2 separate regions of the Homo sapiens genome follow, and region 2 is linked to region 1. The links are chromatin contacts, found by Hi-C or POLR2A ChIA-PET in ENCODE. All regions are on one chromosome and are shown on one strand. Each heading gives the region's core, a stretch centred on a gene start or an enhancer-like site at or near the end of the contact. The rest is flanking DNA. Distances are from core to core; before and after follow the strand shown.

Evidence for each region. A loop is a pair of places that touch in the nucleus more often than their neighbours do. ChIA-PET counts read pairs that join two places held with the same protein, here RNA polymerase II (POLR2A).
Region 2: a map of IMR-90 shows a loop between it and region 1 (15-fold over the local background). The contact joins the promoter of B3GALT5 here to the enhancer-like site in region 1. A Hi-C loop is called at or near these places in 1 of 168 maps with a recorded cell type or tissue (IMR-90). POLR2A ChIA-PET finds 5 or more read pairs at or near these places in 1 of 52 experiments (activated CD4-positive, alpha-beta T cell).

The regions. Positions count from the first base shown.
Region 1 is chr21:39,064,599-39,070,279 of GRCh38, reverse strand. All of the region lies in intron 3 of LINC02943 (long intergenic non-protein coding RNA 2943), which reads left to right. Among named protein-coding and RNA genes, the nearest start is that of LINC02943, 17 kb to the left of the region's middle. Within about 2 kb of position 3,324, at least 2 of the 41 ENCODE cell types and tissues checked have a DNase peak (open chromatin) inside an H3K27ac peak, as active enhancers do.
Region 2 is chr21:39,609,394-39,615,074 of GRCh38, reverse strand. B3GALT5 (beta-1,3-galactosyltransferase 5) reads right to left here and starts at 2,135. Exons shown (of 4, transcript NM_001356336.2): 1 at 2,008-2,135. It overlaps B3GALT5-AS1 (B3GALT5 antisense RNA 1), which reads left to right and starts at 2,253. Exons shown (of 3, transcript NR_026542.1): 1 at 2,253-2,778; 2 at 5,410-5,492.

The DNA of each region.
Region 1 (5,681 bases), core at 2,075-4,574:
AACAGCGTAAAAGCATTCCTATTTCTCCACATCCTCTCCAGCGTCTGTTGTTTCCTGACTTTTTAATGATGGCCATTCTAACTGGCGTGAGATGGTATCTCATTGTGGTTTTGATTTGCATTTCTCTAATGACCAGTGATGATGAGTTTTTTTTCATGTTGCTGGCTGCATAAATGTCTTCTTTTGAGAAGTGTCTGTTCATATCCTTTGCCCACTGTTCAATGGGGTTGTTTGTTTCGTGTAAATTTGTTTAAGTTCTTTGTAGATTCTGGATATTAGCCCTTTGTCATATGGTAGATTGCAAAAATTTTCTCCTATTCTGTAGGTTGCCCATTCACTCTGCTGATAGTTTCTTTTGCTGTGTGGAAGCTCTTTAGTTTAATTAGATCCCATTTGTCAATTTTGGCTTTTGTTGCCATTGCTTTTGGTGTTTTAGCCATGAAGTCTTTGCCCATGCCTATGTCCTGAATGGTATTGCCTAGGTTTTCTTCTAGGGTTTTTATGGTTTTAGGTCTTACATTTAAGTCTTTAATCCATCTTGGGTTAATTTTTGTATAAGGTGTAAGGAAGGGGTCCACTTTCAGTTTTCTGCATATGGTTAGCCAGTTTTCCCAACACCATTTATTAAATAGGGAACCCTCTCCCCATTGCTTGTTTTTGTCAGGTTTGTCAAAGGTCAGATGGTTGTAGATGTGTGGCATTATTTCTGAGGCCTCTGTTCTGTTCCATTGGTCTATATATCTGTTTTGGTACCAGTACCATGCTGTTTTGGTTACTGTAGCCTTGTAGTATAGTTTGAAGTTAGGTAGCATGATGCCTCCAGCTTTGTTCTTTTTGCTGAGGATTGTCTTGGCTATACAGACCCTTTTTTGGTTCCATATGAAGTTTAAAGTAGTTTTTTCTAATTCTGTGAAGAAAGTCATTGGTAGCTTGATGGGGATAGCATTAAATCTATAAATTACTTCGGGCAGTATGGCCATTTTCACAATATCGATTCTTCCTATCCATGAGCATGGAATGTTTTTCCATTTGTTTGTGTCCTCTCTTATTTCCTTGAGAAGTGGTTTGTAGTTTTCCTTGAAGAGATCCTTCACGTCCCTTGTAAGTTGTATTCCTAGGTATTTAATCCTTTTTGTAGCAATTATGAATGGAAGTTCACTCATGATTTGGCTCTCTGTTTGTCTATTATTGGTGTATAGGAATGCTTATGATTTTTGTACATTGCTGTTGTATCCTAAGACTTTGCTGAAGTTGCTTATCAGCTTAAGGAGATTTTGGGCTGAGACGGTGGGGTGTTCTAAATATACAATCATGTCATCTGCAAACAGAGACAATTTGACTTCCTCTCTTCCAATTTGAATACGTTTATTTCTTTCTCTTGCCTGATTGCCCTGGACAGAACTTCCAATACTTTGTTGAATAGGAGTGGTGAGAGAGGGCATCCTTGTTTTGTGCCGGTTTTCAAAGGGAATGCTTTCAGCTTTTGCCCATTCAGTATGATACTGGCTGTGGGTTTGTCATAAATAGCTCTTACTATTCTGAGATACGTTCCATCAATACCTAGTTTATTGAGAGTTTGTAGCATGAAGGGTGTTGAATTTTATCAAAGACCTTTTCTGCATCTATTGAGATAATCATGTGGTTTTTGTCATTGGTTCTGTTTATGTGATGGATTACCTTTGCTGATTTGCGTATGTTGAACCAGCCTTGCATCCCAGGGATGAAGCTGACTTGATCTTGGTGGATAAGCTTTTTGATGTGCTGCTGGATTTGGTTTGCCAGTATTTTATTGAGGATTTTTGTATCAATGTTCATCAGGGATATTGGCCTAAAATGTTTTTTTTGTTGTGTCTCTGCCAGGTTTTGGTATCAGGATGATGATGACCTCATAAAATGAGTTAGGGAGGAGTCCCTCTTTATCTGTTGTTTGGAATAGTTTCAGAATCTTGTGTGTATTTTATACTTGCAGCACATTTTAATTATAACTTGCTGCATTTCAAGGGCTCAACAGCCACAGTAGGTAGTGGCCATTGTATTGGGCAGCTCAGCTCTAAATCTTTGCTACTTAAAGTGTGGGCTGCAAGGACCAGCAGCATCTGCATCAACTAGGGGCTGTTAACATGCAGAATGTCAGGCCGTGCCAGACCTACTGAATCTGCATCTGGATTTTAATCCGGTGAGAGGCTCTGATCTAGGGAGCTTCTCTTCAGACCTTTCAGCCCGAGGAAGGATGCATCCATTCCATCTGGGTGCACTCTGGGAGGTGGTGGGTTATCTAAGTTCTTCTTCTACTTTCCCGAAGAGTGATTTCCCGAAGCTTTTCTGCCTTTCATGGGTAAGTTTAGATTCCCATATACAGGACTCCTGTAAACGGCAGTTCCATCCTGTGAAATCTACGTGGAGGTCAGTCCATGCATTGCACCTTTGGCTTATTTGCATACTGATGCTGGGGTAGATGCAGTCACGGCAGACACACCTGTGGCTAAAGAAGGAAGCCTGGTGAGGATGAGGGTGTGTTAATGGAGCCTCTGCCTCCTTAGGTGTCTGAGTGGAGCACTGGGCCTGTGTGTGTGGGTGCCCCTCGCTGAGGCCGGCCAGCGTGGCTGGAGCAGGGTCCAGGCAAGGGTGAATTCGCTCCTCGCCAAGTCCTCTTGGTGTCTCTATTTTCCCATCGATAAAAATGGAGCTTACAGCCCCAGAGGGCAGTTTGTTGAGATTGGAGAAGACATTTGAGAGCCACTGGGGAGTGACGGAATGAAGTACAAATGCTGGAAACCACACAGATGTGCAGATGCGATATGGAAATGTTGGAGTGATAATCTCCAGGCAGGAAATCCAAGAAATTCCCAAGTTAAGATTTTTACCAGAAAGGTCAAATCATCCTCAGGAGGGATATCAAGAAGAGGAAAAATAAAATAAAACAAAACCACCAAGAAATCTAAGAGATTATGGACAGAACTATCCAGCCAGATCTCCCAGGGTGCCAATGACTCCATGGGAGAGGAAAAGGCCTGATGATGGCTGTATTAATATTCTGAATGCTTCTGGAACTTTCTAGGCTTATGGGTTGTATAGGATTTACTCAGATCTCTCTCTGCATTTCTTTCATATGATTTTAAAGAAAGATTCCTAAGAGGGCACTGGCATAAAAATTCCTTTTACACAAACACTCCACTGGAAAGCAAGGCCCTGCTTATGGGAGGTGCTAGGGCTTCGGGCCTCTGAGGAAATGTCTGCTGAGAGAGCCCCTGACCTGGCATGCTCTGCCCTGCTGAGGGACTAACAGTCTGCTTTCCTGTGGAGAAAGGCAGGAGAGGAGTGTGCATAATCCCCTGGATCACGTCTTGCAACAGAACAAAAACTGTAAAACGCCCAAGTTGTCTCTGGCACAGAAGTTTCTAGAACAGTGATTACCTAGTGATAGTCATTTACCAAGCTGCGCTCCTTTGGGGACATCCGAGAGTCAAATATGTGAGATTATTGCACTTTTTTCATTCCTTTGGTCATACTGAGTGGAAACATAAATGTATCAATCCTTTGTTTACGGCGCCTCAGAAACAGAGTGGCACGTTGCCATCTTACACCAGATGTGACTTTTAGGTGCTAAGAGGCACCCTGGGGTGGTGCCAGCTCTCTCTCAGAGGATGTTACCTAAACACATCACTCAAGACTCAAGACTCAAGAGTATTATTTCAAATGGCTCATAGTTCACCTACTCTTAAAAACTAAAATAACTATCTGTTTTTCCTAATTCGCCAGGTCATATGTGCCCATTGTATTAAAAGAAAGTTGGAAAATTAGTGTAAAGGATGACATTTATCCATAATAAGCCCACCACCCAAAATAGCCACTGCAAACATTTGGGCATTGAACATACTGATTTACATAGCTTGGATCTTACTATATTGATATTTTTTCCTGCCTTTTCCCACGTAATATTGTGTCATAAGCATTTTCTATGTTACTGAAAATTATTTGTCAGCATGGTTTTTAAAAAACTTAACGCAAAATTTAAAAACATATACCAAGTTAGAGAGCCATTTATCATGAAGCGAATGTACTGACCACCTAGCCTCAAAAATTATCAATTTAGCCAATCTTGTTTTTTCTAACCTCTTTAATCTTTGCCCTTACCCAATTGTTTTGAAGCAGTTTCCAAGAATCAGATAATTTTATCTCTAAATGTTTCAGTGTGTATCTGAAAGATAAGGAAAAGACAAAGAACTTAAAAACAAATAACCACTATACTGTTATCTCATATAAAAACAATCTTTTAAAATATCAGCAAATACTTAGTCAGTGTTTACAGTTCCTAAATTGTCTTAAGAATTTTTTTGGATGATTTATTTGAATTGGGATCCAAACAAGTTTAGTTTGTTTAAATTGGTTCATAAGTCCCTCTCTGGTTGTATGGTCATTTATTAATTGAAAAAATCAACGCATTTGCCTTGTAACTTCCTATAGTGCCATGCTTTTGTCTAACATGTTTCTCTATGCCTTGCTTTTCCTAAACTTTAGTAGTTGGAGCTAGAGGTTTGATCAGATTTGAGTTTAAATTCTTGAGTGTTAAGATGACTTCATAGATGTTGCTGGGCTCTTCTATCAGAAAGTATTTAAAACCAGCTTCTCTCAGGTTTTCTTGTGGTTTCCATTGCCTTGATCCATGAATTCATTAGGAGTTTCAAAATGTGACATTAGATCATCCCTTCTTTGTTTACTAATTGGAATCCTTTCGCCCATCAATTCTTTTGTTATCCTGCAGTTTGTATTGTGAAGGCAAAGATTAGTAAATGCCTTATCTTTTCTCTTTATCAACTTCAGAGTAGCGATGTGGTTCATGACCATCTTCCAGTTGTGAGCAGTGAGCTTTTTAATATTATTATGAACCTATGGATTCAGCCTATTGTAGTTATTATTTTTATTGATGCTTAAATTATATCTTTTTTTTTTTTGAGACAGAGTCTCCCTCTGTCATCCAGGCTGTAGTGCAGTGGCACAATCTGGGCTCATTTCAACCTCTGCCTCCCAGGTTCAAGCCATTCTTGTGCCTCAGCCTCCTAAGTAGCTGGAATTACAGGTGTGCACCATTATGCCCAGCTAATTTTTGTATTTTTAGTAGAAACGGGGTTTCACCATTTTGGCCAGGCTAGTCTTGAACTCCTGGCCTCAAGTGATCCACCCGCCTCAACCTATCAAAGTGCTAGGATTACAGGTGTGAGTCACCATGCCTGGCCTTTATTTTTGATGAGTAAGATTTTATTCAGATGAACTCCTGATTTCTTTTGGCATGCCCCTATTAATGTTTGGTAGCTTCTTTGATTTCTGGATGACACAATTTTAGATTCATTGTGTGTATTTTCATTTTCGGATCTGGAATCAGCCATTCCTGCAGGCAGCCCCGTTCTTTTTGGTAGGAAATGGTATTTAGAGACCACAGTGCAGCATGACAGTGCTCAGTGCTGCTGGGTTGATGATACATTTCTAGGCCTTTTCAGGGGACAGTATCTTCTTAAAGATAGTTTATATTTCCTTTGAGATCAAATGCATCATGAACTCATACTGACAGATGATTTTGTGAGCCAGGCAGTTGAGCAGGGACTGGCGGGGTGATTCTTCTGTTTCAGGCGTCCTGAACAGAAGTCACTTAATTATATTCAGCTGTGAATGGGTTGGTTTAGAGT
Region 2 (5,681 bases), core at 886-3,385, 550 kb before region 1:
AACACAGGCTGCAAACCTGGGTTTATGCAGGGCCACGAAGCTTGGGTGGGACCCAGGAACAAGGCTGTTATAGTCAGGGAGACAGACGTCTGTCAGGTACAAGGAGGGACTCCATCCTCATCAGTATCCCGGTCACCCGGGGAGAGAGGCTGATAAAGCCCAGGCAGCTTTTCAAAGTCACTGTAACCAGGATTCAGGATCAGGCTCTAGGCCTGGCAGAAAACCAAGCAGAAATCTGATCAGACGCCCAGTTAAATGGACAAGCATGCATGGGGGGCATCCCCTGGGATGCCAGTACTGGGCTCAGTTCCATGCCCAGGAAGGACAAGATGGAGACCCTGAAACTCTTCTTGGACCCGTCTGAACTGGCCTGAATCTGTAGCTGTCCAGGGACAGAGGAGGGAGGGCTACACCTTCGTGTCCTCTGCTGCATGGATGAAGGTTACCATCCGTGTGGAGAAGTTTGGCCATGGTGAGGTATGCAGAATCTCATAAAACCAACTATTAAAGGTGGCCCTTGTTTATTCAAAGTACCTACTTAGAAATCCTACAAAAGAAGGGATGCCCTTGTCTGGAAGAACCTTTGCAAAGACAACCTTGTCCTTGTCAATCTTCTGAGGTGACAGCATAGTGAAACATCTCTTTCCGATTTGCATCTCCAGGAGGTAACGTCCATGGGCCTCACACTGAGCTCCTTCCTGAACACGTCAGATTTTTATTATTATTAAATTTACCTAACAAAGAAACTACTTAAGACGAACTGACTTTAAAAGAGAAGGAAAAAATGAAAGGAGATAGGAAACAAGACTTAATACACATGCAATCATTCCTTAAAAGATATAAAATTCTCCCTTTGAAACCAAATTTGCATATTACACGCACCTGTTTTAAAGAGGAAACACCACAAAAGGTACATGTAAAGATGGGCAGAATCAGCATGCATTTACCTAGAAATGCCCCTCCGAAGACTTCCTACATCTGTAAAATACTCTCAACAGCAGCCACTGCCTACCCCAAGCACCCAACGAAACATGACACTTCCCCAGATCTGTATCTTCATTAAATTCTACTCCTCCTCCATCTCCATCTCTTTGAAAAAGACAAAAATAGTAAATGAGGAAGATGTGGAGATGAGAAGTAATGTTAATATTTACAATAGGTGGCCACATATAACAAAGACTTAAGTTTGCTATGCTAACATAAAGGACCAGTGAAAAATAATTTTCCAACATCTGATTACTGCAGATTCAGTTGCTATTATTTGGAAGCTGTATTTATCCCTCAAGAGTCAGAAACCTAAACAAAAAACGAAACAAAACCACGAAGGAAAATTATGGTGCGGTGTGTGTGAGAACACACGTGCACATGCGCACACATACGCGCGCACACACACACGCACTCACACACACACACACGGTACAGATATTGTTTTTAAAATAATGTTCATTACTGAGTCTTAAGGTACCTCACTGTATTTAGCAATGACCTACAGACTCCCTTCTGGTCCTCCCAAAGTCAAAACCCCTGGTGTCATCTCTTAATGAAAAGCTGTCTTTCTCATGATCCTGCCCATCAGCCCCTTCCACAACCCCCACGATGCAGAAGCTGCCTGCCGCAGGGTGCTTCAGAGTTTGTTTTGTTGTTGTTGCTTAAGATTAGGCCATTCTTTTTAATTGTGCGATGTTTCCATCCAGTGCTGATTCCCTAAGTCTTGTGTCCGCACCGTGCCCACCCAGGAACACAACTTCCTCGGGGCGTGGCGTGAGTAGCGATAAGACTTTATAAATGAGTATGTTTTCACACCAAGTTTGATGACATTTGGTCTGTAACAATTTTCTTTCCCTTCATTTAAAAGGAACGAAGGAGAAAACAGAAGAGCACGCCTGCAGTGCGCGGCCGCGCCGCGGTCCCCTGCGCCCGGCACCCACGCCCCCGCGCGCCGCAGGACCCGGCCCCCCGCTCCCGGCCAGCGCTCCCCGCGCCCCGCGCCCCAGCCCCGGGCCTTACCGTGCGCGGGGCAGCCCCGGCAGGCCCAGTCGGGCTGGAAGCCGCCGCTGGCTCAGAGCCGCATCCCGGCCCGCGGACGCAGGGGGCGCGCGGCCGGTCCCCGGAGGCGCTGGGTCCAGGCCGAGGATGGTTTTGCTCCCCGCTCCGCTCCGCATTTAGGAGGTGGGAGGAGCGCGCGGCGATGCGCACAGGAAATCTGATAGGTGAGGAGGCCGGCGGGCCGCGCAGGGCGGCGCGGGCTGGGGGACGCGGCGGGCGGCTCCGGGAGGCGACGGGACCCCCAGGCCGGCAGCCGAGTGAAGAGGCAGGAACTGTCTACAAATGCTCCGGCTCCGAAGCCCCGAGGGAAAGAGCATCTTTCACGGAGCACCAGGAATTGACGACGGTGGAATTTGCTCAGATCCCCTGAGGCCGGTTCTTTGAGTTTCTGTCTGGCCCTCCGGGAGAACCGTCCCAAAGTTAACTTTGAAAACACTCACAGGAGAGGGAAGGCTGTGGGGTCCTTCGCTTCTCAAACCCCAGATGCCCCCGGAAAGAACACCGCCCCCGACCACCACCACAACCAGATGTTTTTAAAAAGAGATGCTAAGCAAAAGGCCTGATTATGAGGAATGAGCCAAAGTCATGCAAGGCGTGGGGCGCTATGGGACTGCGCAGTGACGACCCAGTGAAGTAGATGCCTTGACGATTCCCATTTCACGGATGAGACGACTCCGGCACAGAGAAGTCAGAGGGCCTGTCCTGGGTCACACAGCCACAGGCGGCCCCCAGGTAAATGAATACTGATGTACCACAGCCATAGTGCGGGGGTGGGGGAGGGGTCGCAGGAGCTGAAGCCAGTGGGACCCCACCTTTCTCTGGCAGGAAAAATAGATATATATTTATGTAGACAAATATACATTTTTTAAGGGATTGAGAACATATCATTCAATTCAGTGATCTTCAACCCTGGCTGCAGTAAAATCTCTTGGGAAACTCTTAAAAGTCCCAATGCTCAGGCGCCTACCCCAAGCCCAATGAAGCTGGCTTATTTTCCTTAATGTCATAACTTCAGCAGCTTCAGAGCAGTGCCAGCCCTTTCTTCCCCACGGCTGACATGTGATCCTTCTTGCACAAAGATGACGTGAGCTAATAGGGAAGTGAGGAGAGACCCCCCGCTCCAAAAACAAATTAGGAACATGGAGTCCAGAGCCTAAAAGGTGTAGAATCGCTTCAGAGAACGGACAGGCCTCGGAAGCTTGAGCGTCGGGTTGGAGGGAAGCCTATGAGGGGTCTGATGGAGAGGAACGCAGCCGTGGGGCAGCAATCACCAGCCGGGATTATTAAACTCCCACGCGATTCTGCACGTGGCTTTGTGCAGCTCCCGTTTCCTGGGGTAACCATACGGGCCTGGCACACTCACAGCTGAGCAGGGCCAGACAGGATGCCGCCTCAGGCAGCATCAAGTGGGGTGGGTACCAGCCCAGAGGGGACAGGAGGTGAGCCTGCCTGCCTTCCGGGGTGCCCCCTGCCCTCTCCCTCCCAGTCCCCGGTTGCTGTTCCCCCCACTCCCTTCCCACCCTTTCCTCCTTTCCCACCCAGCACGTCCTGCACCAAGAAGCACATCAGACCTCTGTCCAGCTACGGACACCTCAATTGAGCCGGCACCTGAGGGGCTATGACATGGGGCAGGTGTTTTTTTAATAAAGGTGGTGGGGGAGGAGGGTGCAGGACCCAGAGAAAGGGCCCTGGGAGACTGAGACTTAGAGCTCTGCTCTGAGGGGCAGGGGGCCAGTCTCAGCAGGGGCCACAGAAGCCAAGCCTGGATACATGTCAATACCGACATATAAATTACATTTATATGTTAAATGTAAACAGTTAAAATACACTTATTGCGCTCCAAGTATAAAAATCAGGGAATCGTTCAGGTAGAATTTCAGCTTTGGGTGCTGGTGGTGGAGCTGGAAGCTTCTTCCCTGAAATTGTCCTTGGGAGGAGGGTCCTCCATTTTTTGTTTCCAAGACCAGAGTAATTTAATTATACTACAATGACTTCTTCATTTGAGCAGCTTGTTTTCAATTAGGCTAGTAAGTGGTATAAAAACAAGGATAAGGGAAACGAATTGGAGGGCTAAGGGCCTCTGCATGGGGACAGTGTTCCAGCTGAGACCCCCCATGGTGAAAGGGCAGAAATGAGGAGGGAGCATTCCAGGCAGATGAGATCACAGCAAAGGCAAACACCCTGCACCAGGAACGTACCTGCTCACTGCTTAGCACTACCATGTAGAAAATAGGCTGTAGCAGAGGGCAGATCATAAGTCAATGTGCGCAAATTGCTTAGCCCAGTGAGCACCACTGTGAGATGGGCTAGCCATGGCCTTGGGTCTTGGAGATACCTGTCAAGAAAGTGAAAGCATCCATCCATCCATCCTAGGCCAGAGCTCATGGTCTCAGGCTCTGAAATTGGTCTTTGCTAAACTGTACGAGAGGCCGAGGCAGTGGCCCAGGCAGTGGTCTGCTCTGTCCCGGTCACTGTGGGGATGGGTCTCACCTGTGAGCCATGCAAACTTCTCTCCCATGGGAGAAGGATTTGCAGAGGCCGAGCACCTCTTCCCCATATACCTTCCATCACCCCACAAGGCCCTCCAGAGCCTGGTACCAGTGACTGTCAGTCAAAACGTGCAACCTTCCCTGTGCTCGCTGACACTCCTGTTTGGTTTCAGGGTTCTTAACCTCAGCACACTTGAAATTGTGGGTTGGATAATTCCTTGTTGTGAGACTGTCCTGTGCACTGTGGTATGCTTAACAGGACCCTTGGCCTCTATCCACTGGATGCGCACCCCTGCACACACACACAAGTTGTGACAACGTCTCCAAACTTGCCAAATATCCCATAGGGAGCAAAGTCACACCCAATTGGGAACGGCCGCTCTCGTAGAAAGGAACGGGACCCAGTGCTCCACAAATAGCTACAGAAAACATTTATCCATGACAGCTCCACGGAAAAGGGCCGCTTATCAGAGATTAGAAGATTGTGCCCCATGATGGAGCTGCCGGTCAAAGTCCCCTGCTGCCAGTCCTGCGCCACACGAAGGAGCCGCTGGTCAAATTTCCCTGCGGCCAGTCCCTCCCTCCATGCCAGCCTTCAGGTGCTCCTTCCACAGGCCAGGCCCACGTCATTTCAGGACCTGCTCCTTCCCTGCCCTCTGCCTGGACCAAGCCTCTCACGGATATTCATGGGTCTCTCCTGGACTTCACCAGATCTCTGCTCAGAGACTACTTCCCCTTCCCTGATGCCCTGTTTAGCACACACACCCCCCACACACACCTCAGTCCCCTGCTGTTGATCCTTCTGGCTCAGCATTGCTACCTGACATTTCGGGGTCCACCTGCTCATTTGTCCATGCTCTGTCTCCCCTGCCAGAACGGGACTTCAGGGTGCACCACTGCACCCCAGCAGAGACCTCCGCCTGGCACACAGGGAATGCTGGAGCAATACTTAAATAGGTAAGTGGAGGGATCAACCGGTGGCATCCATGGGCAGTGGCTGGGGAAATGGAGCAAGCGAGGACTCTTTTTTTTTTTTCCTTTCATCTATCTTAAGACCCACTACGAGGGCCCTTTTCTACCATGGGGTTTGGTTGCAAAATGTGCAAGCAAGTTCCTTCTCCCCTCCTGATCCAGGCTGGTGATGGT